Regions from separate parts of the Homo sapiens genome. Here all the other regions are linked to region 1. A link is an interaction called in ENCODE POLR2A ChIA-PET data of the cell type or tissue named here. Cell type or tissue: GM12878. All regions are shown on one strand.

Region 1 (4,000 bases):
TACACCACATGCTGGAAGAGGAGCTATAAACACATCACTTATTTCCCTTCCCCTGCAAGCTTCCTGATATGACATATCTGCCCTGAAATGAAAGCTAGGTCAGAACATATAGCCTGAGCACAAGGGGTGAATGTGGGGTGAGACTCAGCATGGACAGTGTTGCAAATCCCCTTACATGTGCAGCTGGGCTCTGAGCTGCTATTCTCACATGTGCAGAGGGACTCCGAGCCAGGCAGCTCAGGCCCTGCTGGGAAAACAGCACCCACCTCCCTCCATCCCACCCCTCTGGGGGAAACAAGGGTGGGAGTAGGGGAGATTCCCGAGGTCAAGAGTAGCTCTTTGCACCCTCTCCAAAGGAGCAGAAAGATGTCCATTAGCTCCTAACAAAGGTGTCTTCTCCTTTTCCAGGTGCCTGGCACACAGGATAGAAATACATAATATTTATTAAGGAGTACTTACTATGACACAGGTCCTTTAGCTCATTCAAATCCTCACAGTTTTATTTTACCTATTTTATGGAGCTTCAGAAAGGCTTTAAGTAGCTTTTCCAGTGTCTATAGACCTAATGCATTTCATCCAGACTCTGCAATAGGGCCACATATTGCTCAACTCCATGGAACCTCATTCCCATAGAAGGCAATAGGCATGGTAACCTTTCTGAGCAAGGCAGAGAGGGTACCTGCCTGGCCATACCCTCGTCTTATTTCCTTAATTGTTTTCTTTCTTCTTTAAGATATAGCTGATTAATCATTATTATGAAATGCCTCTTTCTTCTGGGTCTTGACATGCAGCTTCTAGGAAAAATGATAAACTCCCCATCTCCATGCAAATGAGATTTTTTTTGCAATTCTATGTTCATACAGAAAAATCCAAGTTAGGTCACTTTCCTGAGAGCTGTGGCATGCTACCAAGAAGAGAAGGGAGATAAGGAAGAAGAGAAGAGAGTGAACCAGGGTTTAAATCCAGAACTACGTTGTGAACCACTATAGTCTACCACTTCCCTCAACACTTACCATTTTATTATGTCCAAGATGCTGGACCACAAGACATCAAGTCCCTGGGGTTTCTTTCCCTTGCACCTGTCCCGTAAAAGGCCCTGATCTTTCCTGTCCCTTTTCCTTCTCTGCCGGTGCCCTGTGGCCCTCTCTGTCTCCCAAATCTGGCTGCAGGAACAGGGTTTGTACCAGCCCAGTGGGGTCTCATAATTGCACCTCATCCCAAGGTCACTTCATTTGGTTAAAAATAAGCTCCATTTATTCTGGGAGTCTGTGTTTGGGGATGTCAAAAGACAAAATTACAACACATTTAGTTTAAAGATCTTAATTGGCTTTTATTTGCAATTCTAGAATCAGGCAACATCCTATTTTATAAAAATAGAATGAGTGGTCCCATGAGCTGACAGAGGAGAGTGGTTTTGTGGGCAGACAACTGCTAGAGGAAGCAGAAACAGAGAACAAAAAGCAAACTGGTCATTTAAAAGTTACTTTCCTTGTAAAGGTTAGAGCAGAGGAGACTTCCTTATACGCTGGCTAAAACTGGCTTGTTTCAGGATTTGGCTATTATCTTTCTCTCTCCTGATTTCTCAGAAGGTTAGATAAACAGTTTAGTTTCAGCTTGGTGGTGTGGAACTTCATTCAGCATGAGCGACTCCATTTAGGTTTGGCCTATTGGCCTAGTGCAGTAACTCAGTCCAAACCAATTACCCCCTGGAAATTTTATTTAATGGGAAGAAACTGTTTATACCCTATCTTTTCATTGCCCCAAACCTGATCCCTAGAGAACTTCTTGGTAAAGAGTTTATGTAAAAAGGTAATTTAGTTAGAGAGTCTTCTAGCCCAAGAATAAGGATTTCAGGTCCTGGCTCTGCCACTGGCTGATCTTAAACCTCTCTTCTTTCCAGTCTCATTTTCTCTCTCTCTGCATTAATCAAGAATGAGAGAACCCTCCAGGGGACAAGATGAAGGGGAAATAGATGATGTGCAAAGAAATCCTTGCTTTATGAGGGGAAAAAGTGTTCCTCATGAAGTTCAACAAAATGATGCAGGTAAAGCAGTTAGCTAGCACCTGGCACATGGCAGACACTCATAGCTGCCTAAGGCATTGGAGAACTGGATCGTGCTGCAGCCAGAGGCACCTGCAGAGCCTCATGGGCTGGCTGCTGCAGGGTGTGGCTGATTGAGAGTGCTTTTGTGAGTTGGCCTGCAGGGTACACTTGGTAACGTGCCACAGCTCTCAGGAAAGTGACCTAAGTTGGATTTTTCTGCATGGACATAGAATTGCAAAAAATTCTCATTTGCATGGAGATGGGGAGTTTATTTTTCCTAGAAGCTGCATGTCAAGACCCAGAAGAAAGAGGCATTTCATAATAATGATTAATCAGCTATATCTTAAAGAAGAAAGAAAACAATTAAGGAAATACAATACTAAGAAAACAAGGGGAAAAAACAATCTCCCCAAGGTGGATCCACCCAGCAAACCTTGACAGCATTTCCTCTTATCCACCTGAATAAAAATGACCAGCCCTTTCCAAATGGCAGAGAGCACTGAGAGGAGACACAAGGAGCAGCCCGCAAGCACCAAGTGAGAGGTGAGGCTCACGCTGTCCGTCATCAGGGGCTCCTATGCACCGCCATCCTAGCCCTCCTCCTTCACTGCCGCAGGGAGGTGACCTGTTACCATTGTGTATGGCTATGATGTTCCAGATGCTGGGCATTTGGTAGAATGGGAAGGGGTACTCTATAGAAAAGGTGAATTTTCTAGTATCTTATTTTCAACGAGAAGAGATAGAGAGTGGGAAAGAAGGAGTGAAGGAAGGAAAGGTCAAGGATTTAATGTCTTTACTATTGCTTTTTTGTTCCAAGAACTGTGTTGGGCACTTTATAATGTGTTATCATTGTTTAATCCTTTGCAATGTGAAATATCTTTTTAAATGTAAGGAGCATCACTGGTTCAGAAATGGGTTCCTGTCTGTCTGGTGTCAGGGGAGCTACTGGGATCCCAGGCTATGATGTCAGAGGGAAACAATGTTGTAAGTGGGGTGGAGTAGCAGTAAAGACAGCCAGCTCAGGGACTGGCCCGCCTTCTCTCAAACCCTGGCTTGGGCAGGTTACTTCATTTTTTTGGTAAAATGGGAACAGAAACAGAGCCTACTTCATAGGGTGGTTGTGAGCATTAAATGAGAAAATTACGTAAAATTCTTGGGACAGTGCCCAATGCACATGGCACGCAGGATAAATGTTACTTACTACTAATATCTGAATTAGCCAAGATGTCTGGAATTGCCTCACCAAGCTAAGGGAGACATCTTTCTCCTCCACAAAATGCGCAAGTCTCCTGGCATGGGATGAGCAGGCAATATCTGCCTGCTTCTGAGAGTTACCTTGTCAGAAGAAAAACTGCACTCTCTTTCTTGGCTTTCTAGAAGCACCCCAGTAGCGTTCTGAGGAGACAGAGCTCTGGGGGACTCTCTACAAACTTCCCTGGCAATGGGGCCCATCCTTGTTTAGCCAGAAAGAGAGGTTGATAAAAGAGGAAAGGAGCTCTTTGGCTTAATGCCTGCCACGTGGTAAGGTCTTGACATACACCTGTCTATTCCCTGGGAATGATGCCCAGTTAAGGAGAGACAGGCAAAAATGGTTTCTAAACAGGATTTGCTGTTTCTGGCTTTCCAGAGGAGCTGGGAATCCTGAGGAAGGCATGGGGAGTGGGGGCAGCTGGGGTTCACACTCACACGTGTGAGTTACAGCAGCTTTAACTATAGCTCTACAGTCCTCGCAGCTGGCTCCCTGTGTCTTATGCCCTCCTCTCCTCCACGGCCACACACGATACACTTACCTTGGCACACACAGCTGTAAATGGGAGATCTCAGTGGGCACCATGCAAAGTGCATAGCAGAGGGCTGCTCTCGTCACATGTGTTGTCATAAGACATGCGTTAAGGCTAAGCTCTATTTATAAGCTTGTGAAATGTGGGTGAAAACAGAGATAACCCCATAAGCTGT
Region 2 (4,000 bases), 580 kb after region 1:
CTGACATGTTATTTTCTGCTGTCTGACACTTTCCGAGTTGGCAGGTTTCTGTGGCTTCTACACCACACGTGAGACATGAGACATTCTCATAAGGCAGAGGCACCCAGCTCCTGTCAGTTCTACTCTCCAGCTGTAGCATGCTGCCATTTCCCTCTGAGGTCATGCAAGACCTACCACCACCAAAGTCAATCTCAGGTCCCCTCTACTCTGAAATGCACAAGCCTGTCTCTCAACCCCTGGGAATCATTTCGTTCTCTGGAGGGAGTTTCACTGATCCCCTTCTGTTTCTTCCAAACTCCCAATTTCTCTTAAAAATTTTGAAAACATTTATACTCACAAATAAAAGACCGGAAATCTTGCAGATAACTTCTGCTTTTTTACCAACCTTATGCCTTCCCAGAAGTTATGAAGTGCAGTCACAGTGATCAATTGAATGAGGAAGGAAATGGGGGAAATTGGTAGGGCAGGGGTAAGGAGGTCATTGCACTCAAAATATCTAGACAAATAACAAGATTTTAAGCAAATACAAATATAAACACTTAGACATGCTCTGGGAGAAAATTGGAGAAATGTAGCAAGTATAAAGAAACAGAAATTATTCACAATCACACCACCTGAAGTTAACATTTTGATATATAGTCTTTTAATTTTTTCTCTAAGAACAGAGATGTGCCTTGAAACTTGAAGTTCAGGACAGGCGTGGTGATGCACATCTATAATCCTAGCACTCTGAGTGACCAAGGTGGGAGGATGGCTTAAGGCCAGGAGTTTGAGACCAGCCTAGGCAACATAGCAAGACCCTCTCTCCAAAGAAAATTTAAAAATTAGCCAGGTGTACTTGGCACATGCCTGTAGTCTCAGCTACTCAGGAGGATGAGGCAGGAGGATTGCTTGAGCACAGAAGTTTGAATTTGCAGTGAGCTACTGTAGCAGGACGAGCCGTGGACAAAACCTCTCAGACACCAGGTTAAGGAAGGATTTGGCTTTATTTTGCCAGGAGCTTCGGCAGACTCACGTCTCAACGTCCGGGAGCTTCGGCAGACTAGCGCCTCAAGAACCCAGCTCTCTGAAGAATTTATTTGGCCAGGAGCTTCATCAGACTCACGTCTCAAAAACCGAGCTCTCAGACAGTGGGTTAAGGAAGGATTTGGCTTTATTTGGCCGTGTCTGAGAGGTTTTGTCCGTGGCTTGTCCTGCTACACTATGATCATGCCACCACACTCCAGCCTGGGCAACAGAATGAGACCCTATCTCAAAAAAAAAAAAAAAAAAAAAATTCATACAATATATATTGCTTGTCTTTCAGAGTCACCCTTTCTTAAGTAATTAAAGAAAATATTTTATGTGATTTCCAGAAGCCCAGAGCCCTTTCTACTGGTTTTGAGTTTTCTGAATGAAAGAGAACATGCTTACCTTCTTCTGATTCCTCATTTTTTACCCACTGCTTTTGATTTTCTATAGATGTTCTATGCTGTCCAATACCAAGCCATAAGTTACATGTGGCTATTTAAATTTGAGCTAGTTAAGTCTAAATAAAATGGAAACTTCAGCTCCCAGTCACACTAGCCATATTTTAAATATTCAGTAGGCACATATGGCTAGTGGCTATTGTATTAGGTAGTACAGATCTAGAACACTTCATTGTTGTAGAAAGTTCTATTAAACAGTGTGTTCTAGCTGACCTCGACTCAATCTGACTCCTCCTATGCACCTGCTATCATTTCCTTTTATCATCTAGCTCCCATTCCTGTATTTCCCCAAACACCAAAAACACATTGCTGCTGGACATGTTTTTTAAAAAGCATTTTTAAAGGTTTAGCAATAGCAGAAGATTATTGCCAAAAGAAAGCAGAAAAACAAGTTAAAAACAAATAGTAGGTGTCAATGTTGCACAAATTTGCTAACCTGCACTGACCTAGTGTATACATCCAACCAACTAGTTAACCAGTTGGGCCTCAGTTCAGCAACTGATAGGTAAGATAATCATTATTTTTTATCCAACCATTACCTGACTTGGAATAACTATCATGCTCTTTTCTTCTAATTAAAAACATCATATAATATGTAGAATATAAAGGTAAAAATTCAGAGCAGCGAGGCAGGCGGATCACGAGGTCAGGAGTTTGAGACCAGCCTGGCCAATATGGTGAAACCCTGTCTCTACTAAAAACACAAAAATAGCCGGGCGTGGTGGTGGGCGCCTGTAATCCCAGCTACTCAGGAGGCTGAGGTGGGAGAACTGCTTGAACCTGGGAGGCGGAGTTTGTATTGAACCAGAGATCGCGCCATTGCACTCCAACCTGGGCGACCGAGTGAGACTCTGACTCAAAAAAAAAAAAAAAAAAAAATTCCGGAGCAGGTATTCTCATGCAATTAGGAGATGTTTATTGTCACTACAGAAACAACCTTTCACTGCTCCCTGGCCTACTACAACCTTGTTGATCTTTTTGCTGCCTCTCTTTCCTGATCATGTGCTCCAGCATTCTATCTTTCAGGCCATCAACGTAAAAACTAAAAACTCTTGTTATTCTGTCACACTGAATAATTTGGCTCCTGATTTTTTGAAACCTCTCCCTATCTAGACTGGCCTGTGGCCTTGCCTCCCAGAGCAAAAGAACTTCCTTCATCAAGCTTCCCTAAACAAAAGAGCAGTTTTTCCCCAAGAAGAATTTTGCTATTCTGTCATTCTTTTAAAATGCTGAAGTAGCCACTAGAAAATTTGGTTTTATAAATGACTTTTTCTTGTTTCATGCTGCTTTTTTTTTACTTCTCAATGTTTCATAAGTATTTTATTATTTTTGTAAAGGCATGTAATAATATTCCATAGATATACCCTACTTTACTTAACTATCTCTTATGGTTGGGTACGTTTGCAGTGAGCTATGATCGCACCATCACACTCCAGCATGGGCAACAGAGCAAATCCTATTGGCTTTACTGTTGAAACATGGTAGTAATGATCCACATGAAGATACCTAAATAACTTTGTTACAAACCCTACCTACTTAGCATACAGTGGGCAAAGCTGATTAATCTCATATTTAGAAGTTGTATGAACAAGCGCAACATTGCACCTCCTACAACTGTGAGTAAAATAAATGTCGTTCTCATCTTTGCATCTGCCTATAAAGCTTATTTTAATAGAAATGAAGATAACATAAAGACTATATGGTTTACTGACTGATTCTGAATCAGAGAACTTGGAGAAAGAAAATTATATGATCAAGACTTTAAATTCTCAATTCAAGCTTGAATAAAGAACAAGAAATTTTTTGAAGGCCCCCCCAAAATTATCTCACGTAGTCAACGAGTAAACATTTCTTAAAAGAAAAACAAAACAAAAAAAAGAACTAAAGTTATATCCTGTGGGTGACAGACTTACAATGAGAAATGTTTATTTTGAAGAGGCTTTAATGAACTTCCCAAAGAAGTTACCTTGGAGGGGAATGCTGATCCTCATCAAGACCCACCTCCAGCAGCTCTCATTGGTTCTAGATCTATAATTATTTTTAAGTTCTCTCAGCTCCCCAGGCTTGATTTTATGTGTGACCTGGGAGGAAGTATTATATACATGGAAAGAATTTCCAGATTTCTCTTATTTATGTCTGTAGAAATCCAGGGAATATAAATGGGAGTGGATCTTAAACATGTTAGACCAGAGTGAAAGAAATATGTCATATATATATTTTTACCAGGTGAGTGCTAGCATTAGTGCATTTTCAGCATGAGAGCACTAACAAAAGATTCTGGGTTTGATGCATTAGCTTAGACAACTGGGAGTGGCTCTAAAAATCTGCTCCACTGGTTGACTAAAACCTAAACTCAAAGGTGACCTATGCTGAATAGACTGGAGAATGTCAGAGCTTTCTAAGTATATTGTAGAGGAAGGTATCTAACCATAAAGGAAATTTCTGCTTCCAGCAAAGGTGGAAAAGAGGAACTGGGTTTATCCTCCCGCCTACATAACAAAAAAATAGATGACATATAGGAAACAATTATT
Region 3 (4,000 bases), 71 kb before region 1:
ATCTATACTTAATAGTATGTGTAGCTATTATTGCTCTAAATGGCAGTTAGGCATGTATATTAAGCTGTTCACTGGATTTATAGAACTCTAGGGGCTATAATTCATAATGTGTATTTTTTTACTTCACCAAGCCAAGCATTTCTGAGGTCACCTTCAGGAAATTGAAAGTGGGCACTCAAAAATGGTTGCTTCCTTTCTTTCCCTTCCAAGTGCAGGGACAAACCATTTACTCTTTCCGCCCAGAAATGGTGGTAGGGAGGCAGAAGGCACTGTAAGGAAAAGCCCAGGTCTATGATTGGTACAAGCGCAAGGCATGTCCAGCTATTTTCCATGGTGTTGGCACCTATTGTTCCATCTGGTTGGATGGGAGCATTTTCCCAAATGTCTGCGATAGAGCTGCTTTTATTAAGTATTTACTCTGTGCCGGGAGACTTTTATGTATTCAAGCCTTTATTTTTTCTGACGACACCTTGAAAGAGTAATTATTCTCTCCATGTTACAGAGGAGAATACCAAGCTAGGGAATGTCTCAAGGTCATGTAGCTGAGAAGTAAGTGGAAGCCTGGGCTCAGACTCCAGAGGCTGTGCATGTCACCCTGTGCTGTAGAGTCAGAGGTACGCTGTGTCACTTTCCTTAGGTCTTTTATGTCCCCCTTGTCCTCTCCAGCCAGGGTGCCAAGGAGGCCTCTGGAAGCTAAAGGCTCAATGGCAGCTCAATTCTGCTGGGGGAGGGAGCTGTTGATAATACACAGATAAATGGGAACTGCCTGGCAAATTAGGAGTGCAGATGCTGTAGACACAGGAATGAGTCCTGGAGGAGGATTCCAGTGGGAATAGGCCTGGTGGACTGGAGGAGTCAGTGGCTGGAATGAGGAACTACAGGCTCGAACAGAATTTAGAGGTCATCTAGTTTAGCGACTTTTAAGCTTTTAATTGAAGGACTGCTGCTATTAAATTTCTCCAGAGACTCTCTGTTTTAAAATGTTTTGGCTGCTTAAAAACTTTTTAAAGAAATAATTCCATTTTCTGATTGCCTTAATCAAAGATGTAATAGATGGGCTGGGCATGGTAGCTCATACCTGTAATCCTAGCATTTTGGGAGGCTGAGGCAGGTGGATCTCTGGAGGCCAGGAGTTCAAGACCAGCCTGGCCAACATGGTGAAACCCCGTCTCTACTAAAAATACAAAAATTAGCTGGGCGTGGTGGCGGGCACCTGTAATCTCAGCTACATGGGAGGCTGAGGCGTAAGAATCGCTTGAACCTGGGAGGCAGAGGTTACAGTGAGCTGAGATCGTGCCACTGCACACTCCAGCCTGAGCGACAGAGCGAGACTCCTTGGCAAAAAAAAAAAAAAAAAAGAAAAGAAAAAGATGTAATAGATAACGGCCAAATAGAACTCTGATTGGCATGGGACAAACTGTCTTCCCACACAAAGTGGATGACTCCATCCAAACAGGGAGAAGTGCTTTTTAATGAGCTTGTGCAGACTTATGAGAGGAGGTGTTGCTAAATGCACAATTTCCATGAGGCTTTTTCAAATTTTGGAAATTGCTCAGACTACCCCCATCACCTGCTATAAGCGCTGTCACTCTTGTCCCCAGGAGCGACTGGCTCCACTGTAGTGGCCACAGAGGTGAATGGTTTTCCCCAAGGGAAACCATTGATTCAGACCTATTTTCTTATTTATTGTTGAGGAAACTGAGTCCCAGACAAGTTAAGTAAAATCTTTGAAGTCACCAAGTGAGTTAGTGCCTAGAAGGGGTATTGAATAATGGAACCCATGTGTCACCTGGGACCCACTAGCCCCTGAAGATATGCAATTGACTGGTTCATTCTGTAGCCAGTTCTGTCGCTTATGAAAGTTGAAAGATCTTCCCATTATTTAAAATTCTGGGTTTATGTTCTTACAATTCAGCTCCCATTTCCTTGGAGTGTTAGGTCTGGTTTTCCCTAAATCACCCCAGGACTAAAGCTGGTTCCCGTATTCCACAGTTAAAACTACTCATATAAGTGTTTTGAGGGGGACACATGTCACAGAATGGGAAGTTTTGTCACTGAACTAACTTGCCTTTCTCCTTTCCTTTCCTTTCCTTTCCTTTCCTTTCCTTTCCTTTCTCTCTCTCTCTCTTTCTTCCTTCCTTCCTTTCTTTCTTTCTTTTTCTTTTTCTTTCTTTCTTTCTTCTTTCTTTTTCTTTTTCTCTTTCTTCCTTCCTTTCTTCTCTCTTTCTTTCTTTCTTCCTTCCTTCTTTCTTTCTTTTTTTCTTTCGTTCTTTCGTTCTTTTTCTTTTTTCTTTTCTTTCTTTCTTTCTTTTTTTTTTTTAAGTTTCGCTTTTGTTGCCCAGGCTGGAGTGCAATGGCACGATCTTGGCTCACTGCAACCCCTGCCTCCCAGGTTCTAGCGATTCTCCTGTTTCAGCCTCATAAGTAGCTGGGACTACAGGCTCGCGCCTGACTATTTTTTTTGTATTTTTAGTAGAGATAGGGTTTCATCACGTTGGCCAGACTGGTCTTGAACTCCTGAACTCAGGTGATCCACCCGCCTCGGCCTCTCAAAGTGCTGGGATTACAGGTGGGAGCCACGGCACCTGCTCTCTTCTTTCTTTTCATCTCTGATCTCTTCCCCTTCCTTCTGCCTTGTGCTTCACTCCCAGGGTGGAAGAACCCATTTGCTTCTTCTCTAATTTCTGTCAGTGGCTGCATAGGTAACCACATTGTCATCACAGATTGCAGGGGCTTCTCACCAGTTCCACCTTCCTTACCTCCAAAGCCAGCATCACAGACAAACAGATTTTCATTCTCCACTGTTTTCCAAACTCAAGTGTAAGGGCACAGAGTAGACATGGAAGAGAGGAAATGGATGCTTTTCTTAGAGAATAAAGGCTTGTTGAAAAAAAAATCCCATCAAAACCTCATCTCTGTGCTCCCTGTTCAAAACACATATGTACCTTCATACCTGAGATTTCATTTGGCAGTTATAGCAAACCTGGTATATTAGTCAGCTCAGGCTGCCATAGCAAAATACCACAGACTGGGTGGCTTAAACAACAAAAACGTGTTTTCTCAATGTTCTGGAGGCTAGGAAGTCCAAAATCAAGGTGCTGGCAAGGCAGGTTTCATTCTGAGTCCTCTTCTCTTGGCTTGGAGGTGGCCGTCATCTCACTGTGTGCTCACATGACCTCTTCTTTGAGCACACTTGGGGGTAGTGGGGGGAAGACAGCAAGCTCTCTAGTGTCTTCCTCATAAGGGCACTAATCTCATCCTGAGGGTCCCACCCTTATGACCTCATCTAACCCTACTCACCTCAAAAAGTTCCCCACTTCAAGTACCATCACACTGGGGGAAAGGGCTTTAAAATATGAATTTTGGTGAGACACAAACATTCAGGCCATAGCACCTGGGGAGACGTTTTGCTAGTATTCCAGATGAGAAACTAAGCCTTAGAGAAATAAATCTATTAGAGTGAGCCTATGAGAGAGGACTGGTGGGAGTGTGCATGATGATGGCCTATCCAGGCACACTGAGGCCCACCCAACTCCTCCCCTTTGCCCTGCCAGCTCAAGAGCGCAAAACTATTTCTTCTAGATTCTTAAAAGGTTGTGATTGTTTTAAAATAGGTGCACAAATTCTTGGACACTCCTCCCTTCAAAAGGCAGAATCTAATTCCTTTTCCCTTGAATGTGGGCTAGACTTACTGGTTCACTTCTAACAAACGGAATATAGCAGAAGTGATGGTGTGAGATTTCTGGAATTAGGTCGTAAAATATACTGCAACTTTCTCCTTATTCTCTCTTGCATCATTGGCTCTGGGGAGGACAGCTGCCATGTTGCGAGGACACTCAAGAAGCCCTGTGAAGAAGAACCAAGGCCACCTGCCAACAGCCCTGTGAGTGTGCCATGTTACTCATGAATCCGTTAGCCCAGTCAGGCCACCAGGTGACTGCAGCCCTGGCTGTACTTCTGACAAAGCCTCATTAGAAATCCTGAGATGGAATTCCTAGTT

Evidence for each region. Peaks named below come from ENCODE experiments on the same cell type or tissue, not always from the same donor. Only the 100,000 strongest peaks of a DNase experiment are listed, where the experiment ranks them.
Region 2: POLR2A ChIA-PET joins it to region 1 with 5 read pairs; 1 of 35 experiments calls an interaction of 5 or more read pairs at or near these places.
Region 3: POLR2A ChIA-PET joins it to region 1 with 7 read pairs; 2 of 35 experiments call an interaction of 5 or more read pairs at or near these places.

The regions. Positions count from the first base shown.
Region 1 is chr1:206,831,814-206,835,813 of GRCh38, forward strand. All of the region lies in intron 2 of IL19 (interleukin 19), which reads left to right. Among named protein-coding and RNA genes, the nearest start is that of IL20, 32 kb to the right of the region's middle. RefSeq lists a silencer at 1-173. In GM12878, no CTCF peak of the experiment used is centred here; a DNase peak (open chromatin) is centred at 1,534.
Region 2 is chr1:207,414,639-207,418,638 of GRCh38, forward strand. It overlaps LOC124904498 (a long non-coding RNA gene), which reads right to left and starts at 1,596. Exons shown (of 2, transcript XR_007066848.1): 1 at 1,414-1,596. It overlaps LOC105372880 (a long non-coding RNA gene), which reads left to right and starts at 1,707. Exons shown (of 3, transcript XR_922484.2): 1 at 1,707-1,974. In GM12878, no CTCF peak of the experiment used is centred here; a DNase peak (open chromatin) is centred at 103; H3K27ac peaks cover 977 bases.
Region 3 is chr1:206,760,780-206,764,779 of GRCh38, forward strand. No RefSeq gene overlaps it. Among named protein-coding and RNA genes, the nearest start is that of IL19, 8.0 kb to the right of the region's middle. RefSeq lists a silencer at 2,999-3,197. In GM12878, no CTCF peak of the experiment used is centred here; no DNase peak of the experiment used is centred here.